3 separate regions of the Homo sapiens genome follow, and regions 2 and 3 are each linked to region 1. A link is a contact called in ENCODE Hi-C or POLR2A ChIA-PET data. All regions are on one chromosome and are shown on one strand. The core of a region is the stretch at or near the end of the contact, and the rest is flanking DNA. Distances in the headings are between cores, read along the strand shown. Region 1 holds the start of PBX1 (PBX homeobox 1). Region 2 overlaps PBX1 (PBX homeobox 1). Region 3 overlaps PBX1 (PBX homeobox 1).

Region 1 (5,131 bases), core at 1,815-4,314:
TCCTAATTTCATCTTTCCTTGCCAAATGATTTGGGTAAACAGCTAATTGTTGCCCAAAGTGTTGAGTAACCAGATAATTCTTCCCGAAACATGCTCTTCTGTTCCTATCTGTGAAAGAAAGAAACAACTTACCTCAGTGTATCCCTAATGTCCATCAAATAAAACACAAATGTTTCTGTTAAAAGTCTTTCCAGTTGGGCGCGGTGGCTCACTCCTTTAATCCCAGCACTTTGGGAGGCCAAGGCAGGTGGATCACGAGGTCAGGAGTTTGAGACCAGTCTGGCCAATACAGTGAAACCCCACCTCTACTAAAAAAAAAAAAAAAAAAAAAAAAAAAATTGCCAGGCCTGGTGGCGGGTGCCTGTAGTCCCAGCTACTTGGGAGGCTGAGGCAGGAGAATCACTTGAACCCAGAGGGTGGAGGTTGCAGTGAGCTGAGATCGCTCGACTGCACTCCAGCCTGAGTCACAGAGTGAGACTCTGTTTCAAAAAAAAAAGTCTTCCCAATCACACCTAATAACATTTCCATTGTGCCTGAAGAGATAGCCTGTACTTCCGTCAAGTTCATTAACCTAGCCCTCCAGATCCAGTTCATCCTTTAGATCCACCGCGAAGCCTTCTATTCACTCGAACTGGTTACTCCCTTCTCTCATCTCTTATAGGATGTCTAAGGGCTTGTTATCACTTCTATAGCATTTATTATGTATTGAAATATATCTGGGCAACACTCTAGAGTAATGGTTAAAAGCATAGCTATCGGGGTAAGACAGTTGCAATGATTAAATTAACAAAACACCTTGAATATAATACTTAATTATAGTATGGAGTCAATAAATATTACCTATTTTTAGTATCATTGTGTATACACATCTTATTTCCCTACTAAAATGTTCCTAGATGACAATGATCTTCTGGAATTGATGGTACCTTTTCCAGTACTTTGCCTAGAAAGATTTTATTAGGTTTGCAATTAGAATTAATTACTCACAAACTGATTTCTTATAGACTCTAGGTTGACTTCTTTTCATGCTTTAAAATGTGGTAACTTCGTCTCTGTAAGGGATATGCTAACTCTCAATCACTGTGATTGATATGTGATTTGAGTATATAGTTTTGTGCTCAACTTTTGATTAGTGTTAATTTTTAAAAAAACAGTTTAAAAATCAGGATATGTATGTGAATAAAACAATTGTTATTAAGTAATATAACATCATAATTACAATTAATACTCTGTATTGCATGCCCTCATACCAATAAGTGCCAAGTAGCTTGCTAAAAACTGCTTTGAAATGCTTGCATCAGTGCTCCTTATCTTGCCAAACTTGTTTTGCGTAATGATTGGTGAGAAGAATAACATTTTATTTGAGGATCTCGAAGCACCTGGCAAGGCTGCTTTCCATTTTGCAGATTGGTTACACTGCGCTTGCAGATTGGTTACACTGCGCTTTGCATTTCCTTTGCTATACTGCCATCCAGGAAGAGGGCTGGCTACACAATAGAATATTTTATATTACAAAATATTCTGGACATTTCCTAAGTAATTGGCCTGCTATTTTATCTTATATTCATTGTGACTGTGTACACAGTCAGATTTTTCCCTCTCACTTTGCCCAATGAAAAGATTGGAAGCAAATTTGTGTCTGTCTGGAGCTATGATACTGGACCTTAGTTATGACTTTTGTTGGCTTTTTTCTTGATCCCATTGTATTTATTTTTTATTTTTTCCTACCCATTTTCAATTGGAGTTGTCTTGTTGGAATATGTACCCTTTTAAGCACCTCAAGTTTCCTTTCAAACTGGACAGGCAATAGACACATAACTAATTTTTAACACTATTCACACATTTCTGTTAGACTGAAGCAGATTGTGCAGTGGAAATACTAGGCCTTTGGAGGGAGTCACACTTGGGTTTAAATTCCAGCTTTGACACTTAATAACTGTGGACCTTGGACAAATTATTTAACCTTTCTGAGTTCCCTCTCTGTAAAATGGAAATAATAATCCATAACTCACAAAGATGTCTTGGGGATTAAATAAAATAACTCATGCAAATTACTTGGTGCATAGTAGGCATTCAATAAATGTCAGTTCACTTCTCTTCCCAGTTAATAATGCTTATTAGACTATATTAAAAACTAGAACTAGACTGTGATAATGCATTTCTTTATTAGGTATTTAAGCCAAATAACTAATTTCCCCCGGGGGAAGAGAGAGAAATGTTGAATTAGTTTCATTTGGTGAACTTATTTATTAATCTTTCTTTTTCTTGAGCATTTTTCAGTTTCATAGTCCATAATTTAGTTTTCATGCAGCAAAAATGACACAGTTTGGTATTCTTTTCACCTTTACTGTGCTAGAATTGTTTTTTTAAATGTATCTATTATTACATCTGCCACTTATTAGAGATCTTTATTAATTATATTAACAGCTCGATTGTGTTTCATAACTACGTCGTGCTGACAAACTTGTGCTCTCAGCAGTTTCCCTGAGGTCTAAGCATTTAAAAGAATCAAGTTTTAAATGACAATGCCACAGCAAAAGAAAAGCAGGGGTGGGCGGGAAGACGCACACCGTCTGTGTTCTTTCGTGTTAATTTTATATGTTTGCATTTAAGTGGAGCCACATTTTCCTCAAGGACGCAACCTAAGTAAGGCGAGCAGGGAAAGTGGAAACTAAGTGAGCTGGAACTACAGTACCATTGCACCTTTAAGGACTGGAGACTTGCTATTAGCTCGGCCTCCTTCCCGGCCCACCTCTGAACTCTGATTGACAGGGCGCCGGGCGAGGAGGAGCTGAAGGAGGCTGGAGAGGAGGCGCCGTGAGGAAAGTAGGGGAGGAGGGGGCCGGTCCTTTATCTGGTGGCCAATCAGGGAAGCGGGGAGGAGCTCCAGGCGCCCTCCTCCCTCCTCCTCTCCCCAGCCTCCCGGCTTCCCCGCCCCCTCCCCTTCCCTTTGCCCCCTCCCCTCTCCTCCTTCTCGTCCTCCTCCTCCTTCTTCTCCTCCTCCTCCTCCTCCTCTCAGGCTGTGGTTTTTCTGTATATGTTTCTGGAGTCCTGAGCCTGAGCTAAACAAAAGCAGGAGGCTGACGGGGCTGCTGGAGTTTGCAGAGACACGGAGGAGGAGAGAGCCTGTGCTTTGCCTGCCGCCGCGGCTGGGGGAGATCTGGCTTTTGCAACAGCCCACCCCCTTTGAGATCACTCTGGCCCGGAGTGGGGGTGGGGGGCAGCGGGGGGTGGGGGGGGAAAGTTTGCATTGCAATCCCCCTGCCTTCCTCTCCTTTCTCCCGATCAATGCATATTTGCAAAAGGATTAAGCCACAGATTTAAGCGCCGGGAGCCCATTTCTGCCTTGCAAAGGAGACCGGACTGAAAAACCTAAAGCCAGCTCTGATTTCTTTTCGCCAAGTGGGAAGGTGGTTTATTTTTCTTGCTTTTTGGAGTCAACACCCTTCCCCACCAGCCCTTATCCCCACCCTCACCCCGCAACCCCTTCACGCCCCCTCCCCCTCCCCCTCCTCATCCTCCCACCATCCTCTAAAGAGGCAAAGGGATTTTTTTTTTCTTTTGGTCTTCTTTTTTCCCCCTTCCCTGTTTATCCTGAAAAGGATTTGAAGACAAGCTTGAAGGATAAAAAGCCTTGGTGCTTCCCAGGAGCCGAGCCGAGGAGCAGAAGAGGAAGAGCCGGGGGCTGCCGTAGCCTTTGGAGATGGACGAGCAGCCCAGGCTGATGCATTCCCATGCTGGGGTCGGGATGGCCGGACACCCCGGCCTGTCCCAGCACTTGCAGGATGGGGCCGGAGGGACCGAGGGGGAGGGCGGGAGGAAGCAGGACATTGGAGACATTTTACAGCAAATTATGACCATCACAGACCAGAGTTTGGATGAGGCGCAGGCCAGGTGAGATGGAGGCTTTTCTTTTCCTTTCTTGGGGTTTTTTGTTTTTCTTCCTCTTGCAGGGGGAAACAATGGGAACCGAATCACCACAGCGCTTTTTTTGAAAAATGTTATTTCTTTTCTCATTTTGACAAGCAACTACATGGCGGAGGAGTAAAATTTGAAGGAGCGTTGTTATCGAAAGTGTAATCGCCCATGCCGAGATGTGGCTGTGTACATATTTGTGTGTGTGTGTGTGAATATAGGGGTATTCATTTATATCCACACAAACACACAGGCATGCCGAAAATACTGCCAACTGATCCAAAAGCGGCCCTCGGCACTTTTTACTGCTTTAAAAAAGTATCAGAGAAAGCAGAATTGTCAAGTTTTGAACAGCATTCCATGCCTTCTTGTTGAGGGGACTCTGTAACATTACGAAATAAAATGTCCCAAGAACACTTTATTTGCAAATTTAGTTGACTCCTTACCTAATTCAGCGAGTTTGATTTTCTTTCTTGACTCTCCCGTCCAAAATTAATTTTTATCTTTTCTCCTTTCTTCCCCCCCTACCCAAAATACAAAACAACAAAAAAGCAGGGTATTTCTTTGTCAGTACTTGTCAGCTATCCAGAAAATATTTTGCATTCACTTAATTTTGTTTTTTTAAAAAGTTGATGAAAAGGTGATTTTGTTTTTAGGCATATTTGTTAGTTTTAAGAGACTCAGATTTTTAGTTTAACTTTATTGTCTCCTAATTTCAGCCGGTTTACTAACCTTCCGTGACACAGACAGCTATGTAGGGTCCTTTAAAAAGGGGTGGGGGGACAAAAATCAAGCATGCTCTTTTCCCCCATGCTTCTTTCAGGACCACTTAGAAATGAAAGCATTTATGAATTTTATATATTTCAGTACTATAGGACATGAAGGTCTTCATTAAGGAAACATAATAAACTGTGTAGCCTCTCAAGTTAATCCACTGCCAGGTATATGGTTCTCTACTTCAGGATTTTACAGTAAATTCTCTTTTAAAGTAAAACATAGACTAAGTGACAACCCGCTAACAGCTTGCCCAAGGCCGAACTCAAAAGGAAGAATTTTAAAAATCTAATGACCACATATGTCTGTACAATTACCCAGCTTTGTTATATCTCCGAAGTAGCGTTTTTCTCTTTGAAAACCCTGTAAACAAATATACGCAACTCCTATACTTCAGATGACTTGGTTATATGGAGAAGACATCATTATGTGTATTTCTGTC
Region 2 (5,131 bases), core at 1,916-4,415, 240 kb after region 1:
CAGCTTGTTAAAAGGACCTCACCCTTGTTTCCAACAGGACAGAGTCCTTATCACTCGGAACACATAGATCTCAATGTTTGGAGCTAAACGACCCTGCTCAAGGGCCAATTTGTCTTCTTGCTATGTTAGACCTCACTCTCTGCTAGTCCACAGGAAAGGTCTGAAGATTTCGTTCCACATGTACTGGATTTGTGTACTTCAGGTGATTTTGGAAATGAAAAATTTAGACTGATCAAGCATTGCAAAGAAAGGCAATGAGTGCACAACCACAGACTTATGGAAATTTAAAAGGAGAAATAAAGAGGGAAATGCTTTTCCTTAAATTGAAATTAGGTAGTATGGGGATGAAAGTAAAAAATATATTTTGTTATGATTACATTTTTCTAGTTGAAATTTTTTATTGTGGTAAAATATATATAAGATAGAATTTACCTTTTTGGGGGGTGGGGGTGTGGAGTCTTGCTCTGTTGCCCAGGCTGGAGTGCAATGAGTGGCGTGATCTCAGCTCACTGCAGCCTCCGCCTCCTGGGTTCAAGGGATTCCCCTGCCTCAGCCTCCCGAGTAGCTGGGACTACAGGCACGCACCACCACGCCTGGCTAATTTTTTGTATTTTAGTAGAGACGGGGTTTCACCATGTTTGCCAGGATGGTCTCGATCTCCTGACCTCGTGATCAACCCCCCACTCAGCCTCCCAAAGTGCCGAATTTACCATTTTAAACTATTTTTAAGTGTACAGTTGAGTATTATTTTGCAGCCATCTCAAAAACTCAGCTTCCCAAAGTGAAATTCTGCGCTCATTAAACAATAGCTCCCCACTCCTCCCCACAACTCATGGTACCCATTATTCTACTTTCTGCCTCTTATAAATTTGATTATTCGAGATTCCACATACAAGTGGAGTGTAATTTTGGAACAAAGCAAGTCCCTCCTTCATTTTCTCACCCTCTCAGTTTCTCTCTTTTTCCAGCCTTTCTTCTATTCCTCAAATGGCATCTTGCAAGTAACTTGGCAGCTTATGTAGCCAAAGAACACAAATGTGTTGTGTTTTTTATTTTCTTTCTTGGGTTACTATTAACGCTCCCTTCCCTGTCTTTTTCTGTAGTTTTGAGTATCCGAGGAGCCCAGGAGGAGGAACCCACAGACCCCCAGCTGATGCGGCTGGACAACATGCTGTTAGCGGAAGGCGTGGCGGGGCCTGAGAAGGGCGGAGGGTCGGCGGCAGCGGCGGCAGCGGCGGCGGCTTCTGGAGGGGCAGGTTCAGACAACTCAGTGGAGCATTCAGATTACAGAGCCAAACTCTCACAGATCAGACAAATCTACCATACGGAGCTGGAGAAATACGAGCAGGTAACCAGAACCACCTGGGGCTCGGCACCCAGGCCCTTTAGGAAAGGGTGGAGGAAGCACAACCCCGGGGCTTGCAGAGAGGAGCGGCTCACCTTTCCCAGGTGCTGGCATCCCTGTGCCCGGCATCCCCTGCCCAGCCACAGAGCCCTGGCCAAACTTGAGTCTGCCAAGTCCTGGTCTCAACTGTTAAAAACCTAGGCATTCAATGGAGGTAAAGGCATTAAAAAATGTGTGACGCTGTAAATGATTTCAAGGAAACATAAATCGTGCATAGAAGGAACACTCCATACCTGGACTCCAGAACGTGTGTCTGTGATGTGCAGGCCTGGCTCTCATCCGGGCGCTATAGGTGATCAGCAGAGTCACCAGCTAACCTGCAAGAAGGTGGGAGGTTTTCTCTGGCCCTTGTTTTTCCTTATTTATCAGGAGGCCTATACTTTTTCTGGGTGCTCATAGTATCCTATGGGAAAGGACTTAAAACTTGGCCCTAGAGTCCCTCACTTTACCCAGACTCAGTTCAATTGAGAGTCAAACGTATTCCCTCTTTTACATAATATATGGTATGGAATATGACACAAATCATCCTCTGTAAAAAGGGTAGGAGGTTCAGGAGACCCCTGGAGCCAGACAAACTGGGATTCTAATCCGGGCACTCCACAGATGGTTTGTGGGACTCAGTGTTCTGCATACTCAATTCTGAAAGCTGATGTATGGCACAGATCTGTGGATTTGGAGTCACGGATGTGAAGGACCATAAAACTTATATAAAGGAAAGGGCAAGAAAGGCTGTTAACTACAAAGCAGTACATGTAGGGTCTCCCGATTATAACAGAGCCCCTCTCTAATAGAGAACCCCCATCCCATCCTCCCCACAACACATACACACATCATATAGCAATGCTAGTTCCTCTGGTTAGTGTAAGCATGCTACTTTATCAGGAGTCCTTTAACAGCAGCCTTTCATTTAGATAGCAGATAAGTTTGTTGTTATCTCTTGGGATGCAACATTATATTGAAGTTCTCCATTACCCTACTCTCATTGAATCATTAGCTTTTCTTTTCTTTTCTTTTTTTTCGTTTCTTCTTTTCTTTCCTTTGCTTTCCTTACCTTTCTTTTCTTTTTTTTTTCCTTTCTTTTTTTTTTTTTTTTTTTTGAGATGGGGTCTCACTCTGTCACCCAGGCTAGAGTGCACCGGCACGATCTCTGTTCACTGCAACCTCTGTGTCCCAGGTTCAAGCAATTCTCCTGCCTCAGCCTCCTGAGTAGCTGGGATTACAGGCAGGTGCCAGCATACCCAGCTAATCTTTGTAGTTTTAGTAGAGACAGGGTTTCACTATGTTGGCCAGGCTGGTCTTGAACTCCTGACCTCAGGTGATCCACCTGCTTCGGCCTTCTAAAGTGCTGGGATTATAGGCGTGAGCCACCACACCTGGCCCCTTTCTTTTTAAAAGCCAAAAAAGAAGACAGAGAAAAAGTGGAAGGTAGAAGACCTTGTGCAGTCCACTTGTAACTATCTAGGTAGAAGGCAAATGCAAACTTAATAGAAAATTTAAATTTTAAAATAGAAATAGGCATTTTAAAAATTTAAAGTGAATAAATTTTCATTACTGCACTCCTATCTACCTTTGGAATGGATTTCTACAAAATCCTCTCTTTTATGAGGGCAGAAAAATTGCTGTGAAGCCAAGAATAGTGAAATTTGACCATCAGACAAGGTGTAGGGAGGGTGAAGGGGAGGAAAATAAAAGCAAGCTGTGGTAAGAAGCTGTGAGTCATCCTCCTTTGCCTTCTTGGGAAAGAACAAATGTTCTCGCCACAGTGTTGGCTCATATAGACATTTCCCCAGATCCCAGGCAATGCTGAGCTCAGAGAGCTGGCTGAACTGTGACAGTTTCCCCAACCATGACCATCATTTAGAATTTGCAGTCTGCTCTAACCTAAAAGGGTAATTATGGAAGGCAAATGGGGACAGACCTCTCGCTGACCTCTTGGATTCTTATTACCCAATGTTCTTCCTAATTCACCTTCACCAATAACCCTGTCCTCTGGCATAGCAAGCTGTCCTCCAGATTTGTCCTCCAGGTTAACTCGTGCCAAAGAACAGGACACAAGACAAGCCCAGAGTGCGACTTCCTTCACTAAACCATAATTGCAATGGATGTTAGGTTGGGAGGTGTTGGAAACTGTCTTTAATCTGAGCTCAGGTTGCCAGTAATATGGAACTGCTTCCTTGATTTAAACCTTCTTATCACTCTTCCATCCTCATCCAAAATGAGTAAAAATTATGACAGCCATAGTACATTTTAATAGCATGTCACCAATTACAAAACACTGCGGCTGACATAACGGCACTTGCTCCTCAAGGCAATTTTGAGATTGGGTACCCAGGACAGGTATTGTCATCCTCTCCATTTTGATGCAGGTGAGGAAATGGAGATGAAAGAGGTTAAGATGTGGTGGAGGTCACACATTTAATGAGGGAGAGAATTTGCCCTAGAATCCAGGATTTTACCCTTACCCCAAGGGCTCTTATTAGAATAATACCTGACTCCACTTTGTAAGAAGAGAATGTGGATGTCTTTCGACAATGGGGTAAGCAGGTTGTCCTCTCTGTTACTTCCTTGGGCTAGATTACTGGCACCTAAGAGAGGGTTGTGATAAAAATATTCTCTTCAGAAACTTCTTGTGGCTACCTACCTATTCTAAATAATAAAGATATTGGAAATTGAGAACTAAAAAGCTCCATCAGTACAGAAGCAAATTATGTTCAGTGTAGAAGTTGTACTACTCATCTGTATTTATTATTTTTAAAAGTACTAAAATATCATCTATTTGTTTATATGGGCATTTTCTAGTTAAGAAGTGAATACTGCTTAATACATTTTGGATGCTTAATAATTTATTAATATTAGTTGTGTTAATTATAGTAAATAGCAGATTGTAGGGAAATTATGCTATTAACCTTCTAGCTAGTGTGTCTGAGAGATATCTTCTTCATTTTTCCTGTAACAGTTCCTTATGGGGATTTTTTAAAAATAGAAAACCTTGGTCAAGTGAAAATGTCAGTATTTTAGTAGTACCTACCTGGAATTACCAAATTGGTTACTTAATAATTAATTTTGTTGTTTTATTTTTGGCATGGTGATGGCAGATAACTATACAATAATTAGCTATTGTAGCTCACCCTCACCCTTATCCCTCCAAAAACAAAACAAAAAACTACCTGAATCAGCCATTGTTTCACCCTGAGGTTATTAAAGAAAGAAGTCTTTTGAAGACATTTTTTTTTTTTTTTTGAGATGGAGTCTTGCTCTGTTGCCCAGGCTGGAGTGCAGTGGCACGATCTCGGCTCACTGCAACCTCTGCCTCTGGTGATTCTCCTGCCTCAACCACCCAAGCAGCTGGGAATACAGGCACGTGCCACCACGCCCGGCTAATTTTTTGTATTTTTAGTAGAGATGAGGTTTCACCGTGTTAGCCAGGATGCTCTCGAGCTCCTGACATCGTGTTCACCCGCCTCAGACTCCCAAAGTGCTAGGATTACAGGCGTGAGCCACCGTGCCTGGCGCTATAAGGTATTTAAGAGCTGTCATATTATAATAGATAAAACCATGATGTCAGAAACCTGAATTTTATTCCAAGCTCTACTTTAAAAAAAAATTATCTTGTGGCTTTGTAGGATTTTTTAGCTTTTGTAAATAATGCTGTTGGGGAATCAACAGGACTAAATCTCTAATGTTGAACTGGACTGGGTTAATTCAGTTCATAGCTAAGAGAGCCCT
Region 3 (5,131 bases), core at 1,507-4,006, 190 kb after region 1:
ATGCATACATGACTGAACGTAACTGACCTGACATTGCTGAGTTCCATTCTCCAAATACTCTTCCCAGTGCAGCCAGAATTAAATCATTGAGTCATGTGCCTCTAGAGGATCGTTCCTATTGGCCCCCTCCATACATGGTAAATATCATGATCAAACAGTCACTGACCTGTTGCTCGCACATGGCCCATGGCATCACCTAGAGAGGCATACGATTATTTTATAATAGAACATTAGTACATGTATATTTTTAAATGGCTATTCTAAGTATTTCAAAATGAAGTGTTAAATTAATTTTCCTTCAGCCAAAGAAAAGCTAGAAAAGTCAGCTTTTAAGTTTCAAAGTATGTAGAGGTATGTTTCCTGTGTTTGGCATCTTGGTCATGCAAGAGGTTCAGTGCAGACTGTATAGGGTATAGTTATAAGAAGTACCTCACTCGCAAGTCTCAGTTGCTTAGCATGAAATTCATAGGTAAAAGTGGTAACAAGTAGTAAAATTGTAAATGTAATTTGAGAAAGCTATGGTAAATAGTTGTCTTTTTTTCCTAAACTATTCTTTTTTCTTCTTCTTCTTCTTCAAGATGGAGTCTTGCTCTGTTGCCCAGGCTGGAGTGTAGTGGCACGATCTCAGCTCACTGCAACCTCCACCTCCCAGGTTCAAGTGATTCTCCTGCCTCAGCCTCTCGAGTAGCTGGGATTACAGGCATGTGCCACCACGCCCGGCTAAGTTTTGTATTCTTAGTAGAGACGGGGTTTTACCACATTGGCCAGGCTGTTCTCGAACCCTTGACCTCATGTGGCCAGGCTGTTCTCGAACTCTTGACCTCGTGATCCACCCGCCTCAGCCTCCCAAAGTGCTGGGATTACAGCCATGAGCCACCACGCCTGGCCCTTTCCTAAACTATTCTTATCTCGATTTTTATCAGCCCTCATTTTGATAAAGCAGTTTTATATTGCTTTTATGTGAATTATCTCCTATGTTTTACAGAGAATTCCAGTGGATTCTCATGGTTCCAGTGAGTGCATGGGGTAGGGCTGATGGGGTTGCTGGCAGAAGAGCTATTACAAGATCCTACTCTTCTGATGTAGGGCCATTTGGGCCTCTTTTGCATATCGGGCTTCTTAGTAATCTTAAGAAAGGAGTTCATGTTTCAGGAAATTCTTTTGAAAAATCACTGCATTTTTTCATTTCATTCTCTCCAGAAATCTTTGAGGAGATATTGTTGTTCCTATTGTGCAGGTGAGGAATTGAGGCTTAAACAGATTGAGTTTCCAGAGAGTACCTAACTCAAAATTTGCTGAGTACCAGCTCTAATTCTGATCTTCTGACTCTACCATTTGTGTTCTTACCACTAAATACTGCTAGTTCCTTTTTCCAAATTTGAAATACCAGTAAATTTGAGAATGATCTTTTTTAAAAAAATAGGCTTAGGCTGTAGAGAGTACTATGTTTGTAACTCTCCTACTTATGTAAATTTAGCATCTGTATATGTATGAATCATGTATATATATATATATACACACACACACATATGTATGTATGTATTTTATATACATACATATTTCAAAGTACAAAAAGGTAGACTGAAGCTATTCACAGAAGATAACTTTGGTCATGCTTATATTCTTGGCCTGTTATGGATGTAACATAACAGTATGTTTCTGTATATTTTGTGTTCTGCTAGATAGACTTTAGGTTAGAACAGCCATTGACTTTGTGTGTCCTTAAGGAAGTAACTGTGTCTCTCTGAATCTTGAATGACCACGGGCACACTGGAAATGAAAGTATTTGCCAGTTTCCACATGAAAAGTGAGTAAAGCAGGATTTTGCTTGCTGTCTCTTCTTAGGCTCAGGGTTAGAGCAACTGTAAAATAATTAATAATCCTCTCATAGAAAAATTTGCTGGACTTTAATGATGCTTAAGTAATCTAGGACTCAACCTGAGATACTATGATACCAAGGTAGTGGCTATCTATGCATTCACAGAGGAATTGTGTCTAGCCCTAGGGTATCCTGGGGCTAGACAGCTTTAGAATTTTGTTTAGATTGGAGGTTGAGAGCTAGAAGATAAAGGTTTACAAATTAGAACAGCAACATTTTTTAATCCACCTCCCAATTATACACAAATCATGAGTATGCATCATAAGTAAATGATGCATGCCAAGCAGTTCATGAAAAGAGGTGTACCCACTATTCTTACTCCAAAATGATCAAGTTTAGCCATTGTGATAAACAGTATGGGCACCATTCGTGTTTTTGCTTTTGAGTTTTTGTTTGTCAAGCCACAGCTAATTATACAAGCAGACTAGCAGGATTTGAGATGCAAAGTGTTAAAACTAATAGTGTATGTCAAATCCTTTATTAAAAAGTACATGATAAAGAAAGATCATGTCACACCATAAATAGTAATTGTACAATACAAAAGGTGTGTGTGTCTCCAGGGTACGTGGAGAGCCAGTTCATTGAGGTTCGACTGACTTTCCTCGCCTCACGTTTCCTGCTGGCTTCTAGAAGCAGTCATGTGGATCAGAGGCCAAGAGATAATTAAGTGGAAATAAGAACTCTATATCCGGCCTCTTTGGAAAGAGGTAGCAAATCCTCCTAATCAATTCTGATTCCTGCCGGCTTTGTTGCCTAAGGTCAGCTTAACAGTCATTAGAAGAGGTCACGGCAGGCTCTGTGATCTCTATCATCTAAGGTTAAATAATACGTCATTAAAAGGGTCAATCAGAAAAGAGCAGATTCTTTCCCTGTGATTCACATATTTTGCAGAAGCTTCTGGCTTGGAATTTCTATCGCAAGTTTCAAATCTCACAGCAGAAATGTTTACACATTGCAGTTTGGCTGAATTCAGAGGAAGCTTTCCTGGATCTCTGATGAGAATGAGAATTGTGGTCATGGGAAGCATATGGCCATGACATTCATCCCTTACTCAAGATAAGCTGAGGAGCAAGGTCAACACATTGCATCAGACCTCAAATGAAGACTGGAACATATCACCCTAACCGCATGGGACTAGGATGGGGTGAGCACTGGGGCAGGAGCAGTGGTGTGTGATGGAGGGGTGGAGGAATCTTTCTCCACTCCAAGATGGGATCAGAAATGTAGGAGGAAGCCAAAAAGAGCAAGCTCACCACTCTTGGCATATTTTTTCCACCTTGACATTGATAGCTAGACCTCACTCCTGGTTGGGAAATTTTCTAAGCTACCAAGAATAGGAAAAAAATCAACCATAACTAAAGCCCTTTGAGATATTCTTCCTTGTCTTCATGAACAGGACAATATTAAAACATTACAGAAAGTCTGGAAAACAAAGGGAAAAAAAAGCTGATAGCCCTGCCCTTCAAATATACAACTCATTGCATTTTTAGTAATGCCCCCTTTCAGTTTTTAATCTATTTGCATATATAATATATTAGCTAGCTAAAATTGGAACATAAACAATATATATCTTGCTTATTCATCTTACAACTTAATACAGAAATTTTCTGTTACTTTATTACTTTTTATAATTATTTTTAACAACTGCTTAATATTTCTCAGATAGAGTTTTAAGTATTATTACCCTACAAATAGGTGAAAGTAATGATGAATAGCATTTAGTATAGCCAGTCCTGGATAGACACAGAAAGAAAATGATACATTTTTGTTTTTCTCCTCCTTCAAATTCTGCCAAATGCCACTCATCAGCAATATAATAGTGAAATAAAGTCCATATTCAGGTATTTGATTTGGAGTTGCTGGAGATTTTTGGTAGATTTAATTCTTCACATGATTAACCCACTGTTATTAGCAAGGCTTGGACCCTTTGACCACAAAAAAACTTTTTAGAAGTACAGTAGCTGGGGGATGATTGGATGGGTGAGTGGATGGATGGATGGGAGGCAGAGCAAAAGGGAGAGAATGAATTTGTCATTGATCAAAGCACTGTGCATGGCTTAGGAGAACCGTGGACCAAGCAGGCCCGTATAGATGATCCACCCTGTCTGATGGTGATTACCAGCATCTGACAGATCAAGAGGATGTGGGAATGAGGGTTTGAATGAATGCAGATATTCATCGCTTGAGCCCAGGAGTTCCAGACCAGCCTGGGCAACATTAGTAAGACTGTGTCTCTACAAAAATAAAGTAAATTAGCTGGGCAAGGTGGCACATGCCTATAGTCCCAGCTACTTGGGAGGCTGAGGCAAAAGGATCACTTGAGCCCATGAGTTCAAGGCTGTAGTGAGCTATGATTATACTGCACATTAGCCCGGGTGACAGAGTGAGATCCTAACTCCAAAAATCGGAAGAAAAAAAAAAAGAGCTTTCAAACTGGGGGCTAGTTGGTGTGTGTGTGTGTGTGTGTGTGTGTGTGTGTGTGTGTACATGCACATGTGCATTCCCTGAATGCTCATTGCTAACTGTGTGTTGGCCTTTCTTACTAAAATGCATGTGTATATGTCTTTGTGTATGTATGAAATATCTGAGAATATAGTATTTAGACCCCATTAGTGAGGGTAAAAATATACAGATAAACTATATCATTTATGATTCTGATACGGCTACTGTCAAAATAACACAGTATTTTGACAGCTGCTTTATCTTTACTCTCACTGACTACAATAAGAAACTAGTTTCTTAGCAACTAAAATAAATTCTCAATCAGAGCTTAAAAAAATTTTTTTTAAGCCCACAATAGAAAAAATAGACCCATAGTTGGTGTCTAGGCAAGCTATTCCTATTGAGTGGGAATGAAATTTATCTGAAACATTCTGATACCCTTTGGCTGGTCCAGCTGCCCTTGGTTAGCACCAGTGGGGGCAGAGACAGTCAGAAGTAGCTTTCAGGAGGCTTGGGAAAAATGTTCATTGTTCTTTTTCTTTGTTTCAGTGGGTTCTTTTTAAAAACCATTTCTTATGTTATATACTAGGCTAGAAAGTACTATAAGAACTAGTACATAAGATCTGGAACAGAAAGCCTGCATTCAGATTTGTCTTCACTGTGACTTGTAGGCAGTGGCTTATATATCAGTTAATTAGCCAAAATGATAGCGGTAGAGGCTGGGGAAGCAAAAGAGAAATTTAGCTACTTCAGGCCTGTTGTGTTATGTCTTTAAAACATTTTGAAACCCCCTAAGGTAACAATTTTTAA

The links. Hi-C counts contacts between places; a loop is a spot of excess contacts on that map. ChIA-PET counts read pairs that join two places held with the same protein, here RNA polymerase II (POLR2A). Pooled maps may share reads with other maps.
Region 2: a loop to region 1 is called in a map of gastrocnemius medialis, with 3 times the contacts of the local background. The contact joins the enhancer-like site here to the promoter of PBX1 in region 1. A Hi-C loop is called at or near these places in 64 of 168 maps with a recorded cell type or tissue (A673, Calu3, IMR-90 and 34 more) and 35 of 50 pooled maps. POLR2A ChIA-PET finds 5 or more read pairs at or near these places in 5 of 52 experiments (A549, A673, BJ and 2 more).
Region 3: a pooled map shows a loop between it and region 1 (2.4-fold over the local background). The contact joins the enhancer-like site here to the promoter of PBX1 in region 1. A Hi-C loop is called at or near these places in 4 of 50 pooled maps. POLR2A ChIA-PET finds 5 or more read pairs at or near these places in 5 of 52 experiments (A549, AG04450, PC-9 and 2 more).

Annotation. Positions count from the first base shown.
Region 1 is chr1:164,556,120-164,561,250 of GRCh38, forward strand. PBX1 (PBX homeobox 1) reads left to right here and starts at 3,065. Exons shown (of 9, transcript NM_002585.4): 1 at 3,065-3,894. The coding sequence starts at 3,704. RefSeq lists an enhancer at 2,647-3,146.
Region 2 is chr1:164,791,391-164,796,521 of GRCh38, forward strand. PBX1 (PBX homeobox 1) reads left to right here. Exons shown (of 9, transcript NM_002585.4): 3 at 1,104-1,348. Among named protein-coding and RNA genes, the nearest start is that of PBX1-AS1, 19 kb to the left of the region's middle. Within about 2 kb of position 3,166, at least 6 of the 41 ENCODE cell types and tissues checked have a DNase peak (open chromatin) inside an H3K27ac peak, as active enhancers do; they include PC-9, ascending aorta, gastrocnemius medialis and 1 more, where a contact is called at or near this core.
Region 3 is chr1:164,745,820-164,750,950 of GRCh38, forward strand. The region is part of intron 2 of PBX1 (PBX homeobox 1); the gene reads left to right. Among named protein-coding and RNA genes, the nearest start is that of PBX1-AS1, 26 kb to the right of the region's middle. RefSeq lists enhancers at 2,110-3,309, 2,442-2,961. Within about 2 kb of position 2,757, at least 10 of the 41 ENCODE cell types and tissues checked have a DNase peak (open chromatin) inside an H3K27ac peak, as active enhancers do; they include PC-9, where a contact is called at or near this core.